2 separate regions of the Homo sapiens genome follow, and region 1 is linked to region 2. The links are chromatin loops, found by intact Hi-C in ENCODE. Cell type or tissue: heart left ventricle. All regions are shown on one strand.

Region 1 (2,500 bases), 62 kb before region 2:
TAGAACCTCTATTTAGTAGCTTCGTCTTGCAAGGTGAACAGGTGATAGGCCTATCAGTTTGGGTAGAATGCTGCAAACCAGCTATGGTGACGGATCTCTCCATGTTGTTACCCACATTTTCCAAACCATAAACTTCTATGTGGTCACCCTCTCAAATCTGCTGACCCTCCCCAGAGAATAAGAGTGAACAAGAGCCTCACCCAAGAACACAGTGTTACAGGTCTATTATTCTTCAACTTTTCACTTTCAATCAGGACATGCATTTGTTACTAAAAAACTGCTGAAAGCACAATTTCAGGGAATCCTCTGCATATGAATTAAACTGGATTCCCCTTTCCCTGGCTTTCACCCTTCCCCCTAGAAGTAACAAGAGGCCATTTTTCTGAAGGTCATCTGAACAATTTCAAAGGCTATAACAAATCAAAATGTTCCCTGCATCTGATATCAAACAGGGCTGATGCCAACACTTATTAGAGAAATCAGATTCAGCTCCCCACCCCCTCGACCCACATGCACACACACAGCCAACTTTGAAGTGGGAAGAATGCAGGGATCAGAAATTACCCTGGAGACAGCTCTGGCTGTCTTTGAAGGTTTCCTTTGATACCACCATTTCTTTTCCTCTCTTATGCTCGGAGGCTAAAAGCTGCCTTTTTTATTGATATGGGGTAATTAATGAAGCTATAGCATTAACATAACCTAAATCCCCCAAAAAGTTAAATTCGAACGAGACACATTTTTTTTTCAGTTAAGTCTGACTGGTATAAAATCAGGACAATGGCCAGGTATTCATCTTCAATCCTGCCTTTTAACATGCTGAGTCGTGGCTCTTGCTACTCCCTGAGTACAATGAATAAGTGGTTGGTAAGTCTGAAAAGCATTTTTATTTTATTAGAGGAATCAGGCTATTGGTCCTTGGTATCAAAAATATGCATTGCAGGTAAAGAGACAGGATGCTAGGGTCATGGCGGTGGTTGTTAGAGCAAAGTGCAAAGTGCAAAGTGATAGCCTTGCTGGGCTGGATTCTGATGGGGAAAAAACCTGCAAGGTCTGGAAATTAGGGGTGGTGCTGGGCCACTACAGCAGCAAGAAGGATAATGAAACTTTCGAATGTGCTGGTTGCTTTGGGCTTGGAGGACAGAGACAACCGCAGAGGCAGAAGTTAAGCCCATAGGAGGCTTCCTGAGCCACACCCAGGGCCTCTGTGGCTGTGCTCCAGGAGACTGCAGCAAAACACCCCCCTGCAGCCACCTAGGCACCAACTCAGCAAACGCAGGCTGCGTCCCGGGAGCAGCGACGTCTCCAGCAACAACGTGCTCTTGTAGAACACATGTCAGGCCCCAAGGGCTCCTTCCAGACGCCACATTTCATTTGGGATGTGCCAGACAATTCAACACATTAATTGCACTAATGCCTAGATTGTATATAAATAAAGTACACACACACAGAGTACTCAAAATAGAGCACTAATAATGTCTGCATGGTTTATTTTTATCATTTGTGAAGTGCTCTGAAAAAAAGGGGCTAATCAAATTGGCTAGGATGAGATTCTGAGTGGAACAGTCATTTGAGAGCTTCTCTGCCAAATGTGGTCAGTGTGTCCTTAAAATAACAAAGAGGCCTGGTTCTCTCGGTCTTGCAATTTCCACTTTTAGGGTCCCTGCTTAAGCACTGCTTGGGCCAACGCATACAGTTGTAAAGGGGGACGCAAGGCTTCCTGTCCAACCACATTTCTGATGTCAACCAGGGTCCCAAATGTACAGCCATTTTCCTTCGGAGAAAGAGAGAGGCCGGGCTAATCTCTCATCAGGAGGGCCTGAGGTCTCCCTTTACTCGTGTGTCTCCTTTATCCTCTGACTTATTTACAACTTCAATTACTGCCGCTCCTTTTAGTCCCCATTTCTCATTTTTGATTCTCCACTTTCCATTCCAGCTTAAGCATTTTCATATCCCAAGTAGGCTTTTTCATCATCTCCTCCCAGACAGGACTGGGCTCCTACCGTGCTCCTGGCACAGAAGTGCACCCTACAGACAGACAGTCACACGATGGAGCCTGTGCCCTTGAGGAGCTCCTGGTAGATGCAGGATTGAGATCCAGCCCTGTGTGGCTGTGGGCAACGTTACCATTCTAGGTCTCAGTTTCTCCATGTGTAAGATGAGTCTAAGAGCAGCACCTGTCTCATGATGCTGTGAGGAGGATTCGACAGCCACCGTGGGCAAAGTTCGCTTTGTGCAGTGCCTGCCTGACCAACGTATGTTAGTATTGTTAGTATTTTTATTAATTGCAAGATGGACATGTAAATAATCATGATGCACCAATTCTAGTACTAGGAAAAGATTGTTCTGAATTCTATGGGTGTATGGATAATGATGATAACTCTGTGCTGTAAGGAGAGGCAAACCCAGGTCGGCCATCTCTAGAGCCCATGTTCATAAGCAAAGAGGCTCTTGGGAAAATGGAGACAGGATGGGAAGGAAGATGGCATTCAGCCACTGTAAA
Region 2 (2,500 bases):
AATCACTGAACGACTTGTTCTAGTCATAACCATACATTAAAGCAAATGCACACTCAGAGTCAGAAACAGTCAACACATCTGAGGAAACCGCAGAACCCCTCCTGGGACAAACACGCTATTTGTATGACAGTAAGTTTGATAGTCATTCATCAGACAATCAACTCCTTGAGGGGAGAGTCTGAGGCTCACGTCTTTAATTCCTGCAATAATCCTGCACATAATGCATACTCAATAAACATGTGGTGAACGGGACTGATTTAAGTAGACTGAATCAAAGAGAAATAAAGATCCCAGAGTAAACACAACTTTGTTCTGTAATTGTTTCTTCTACAAGTAGTAAAAATTTCTTAATCACAAAATGTCATCCAACAAAGTGAACAGACACAGTGAAGTTGTGCCCTTCCTCTCCCCTTTACTGAGGGCATTACTGTAGGGCAGCTGGGTTATAAAGCAGGACTGAGATGATGACAAACGGAAAGTAACTCACACAAAAACAGACCTTCCTGGGCGAGGTGCCTCGGCTGGAGCTCCAGATTTTCCCACCTCAGGACTCATCCCCCAACCTCTTAAGTGAATTGCTTTCGGGTGTCTACTGAACAGAACCTTCAGTAGAGAAGCCTTCTCCAAGGCCCTCAAATGCACACCAGACAAGTGTCATCAATCACGGTATCCTTGCCCTGTCCTTCATAGTACACATCACAGTCTATCTCACACATGTGGGGGAATGACTGTTTATTTGTTTACCTTGCCCACTAGACTGAGAACTCCACAGGGGGAAGGCACAGGCCATATTTCTCCCTGCCATCAGCCCCCAGCACACTGTCCAGCACACAGCAGGCTCTCAACAGACAACTGATAAATGAATCTTGCACGTGGACTCCTTACAACTCTATTCAGCACAACAGAGTCTGAAGCTGGGGCTTAGGAATCACAGGGACCTAGATGCTCAAGTTCTCACAGTGCCCTCATCTTGGACAAGTTACTTTAACCTCTCTAAGCTTTGGCATCCTTATCTGTGAAATAAGGTAGCATCACTATCCTCTTCACATAATCATTATGAGAAGTAAAGGAGTGAACACAGCACATAAAGCACTTAACACAAAATAGGCAAATAATGGTATTAGCTGTTCCTTTTATGTGTACAAACATTGTCTTTTTCTGCACAAAAAGGTTAGGAACTTCTGTTTGTGTCTACAGAAATACAAAGCCTCAAAAAGTTAATTGCAGTCATGAAAACACCTCGAAGCATGAGCTTTAAAAGCAGGGATGTTCTTTCAGGTTTCTGGTTCATTTTACTACATCAATGCATTTCAGTTAGTAAGCACAGTTCTTTTCATTATTTTTCTAAGAAGGCCAACGAGAGAGTGGACAGACTGTTCATATTTGGCATGATCCTGAAATGACCTAGTCAGGAAGTGAGCTGGAGTAAATGGATCTGGCTTCTAGAACAGGGACTATGCTGGAGAGCTTTCGTTTGTCCCTCTGCCATCCCGCACTGTGCCCCAGGAGGCTGGCCTACACACAGATTACATCAACAAGCCTTTTTCCTCTCTGGCTTCCAGCTGTGTTCTGACCAATACTAGGCACTGGCCGGAGACTCAGAGGGCAGGAGAAGCACGAGGCCAAGGGTCCTTGTCCTTGAGGGCTAGCTGTGACAACTCAGTAACAGCAAAACACCAATTTCTCCAATCCTACAGCAGGAAAGGTCTGGTTCATTCCACTATTCAGCAGAGGCACCAGCAGCAGAGGATAACAGGGACATGGACTGGGGGGAAGCAGAAGTCACCCATGACCAATGACATCACAGACCTTGTTCCTGGCGGCAGGGGGGCAGCAGCAGCTATGTTTCATGTTCACTGTTTCTCCACCCCCTGCCCCACTACCTTATGTAAAGAGCATTGGGTGGGAAATGACCAGAGCCTTCACCCTCTCCAGACCCACCCTCTCCACAGTGGTCTGTGCCCCAAAAAGCTGACCCACGTGGACTGCATCCATGGGCTCCTTTGCCCTCTGGCTGAGTTTGGCCAAAGGGAGATGTGGAAGGTGGAAAAGCAGTGAGGTCAGGGTATTTATCCTGCCTACAAATTCCCCAGGAACTGGCTACAACCCTCATCATAGCTCTGTCAGGATCCCTCTCCACGCAGCTCTCTCTCTCACTCTGGGCTGCAGTAAGTATGCCCTCCTCTTACCCCTGGGGGAAGGATAGTAACAGCTCCGCCCATGGGCACTAGCCCAGGTACTGCCCTAGTCCCTTATGGGTTCCTTATACCCTGCCCACACCTTTGGAAACAGTCCCTTTATTAAAGTCTCCTCAATCTGGAAATCGTTCCCTTAGACAATTTCTTCTCAGAACAAAAAGTTCTTCCTAAATAAAACACATGACATTAAAACCAACCCTGCTAGAGTAAGAAACATGGTAAATTGAAGAATATTTAAACCAACTGAAGGTAACAGTGATATAAGTATTCTAGATTAGTAATGAAACAAAATTTACATGCGC

Evidence for each region. Hi-C counts contacts between places; a loop is a spot of excess contacts. Peaks named below come from ENCODE experiments on the same cell type or tissue, not always from the same donor. Only the 100,000 strongest peaks of a DNase experiment are listed, where the experiment ranks them.
Region 1: a loop joins it to region 2, with 6 times the contacts of the local background. A loop is called at or near these places in 1 of 110 quality-filtered maps.

Annotation. Positions count from the first base shown.
Region 1 is chr9:131,888,655-131,891,154 of GRCh38, forward strand. All of the region lies in intron 5 of MED27 (mediator complex subunit 27), which reads right to left. Among named protein-coding and RNA genes, the nearest start is that of RAPGEF1, 150 kb to the left of the region's middle. RefSeq lists an enhancer at 726-1,257. In heart left ventricle, no CTCF peak of the experiment used is centred here; a DNase peak (open chromatin) is centred at 1,252; H3K27ac peaks cover 2,281 bases.
Region 2 is chr9:131,950,594-131,953,093 of GRCh38, forward strand. The region is part of intron 3 of MED27 (mediator complex subunit 27); the gene reads right to left. Among named protein-coding and RNA genes, the nearest start is that of MED27, 130 kb to the right of the region's middle. In heart left ventricle, no CTCF peak of the experiment used is centred here; a DNase peak (open chromatin) is centred at 1,536; H3K27ac peaks cover 779 bases.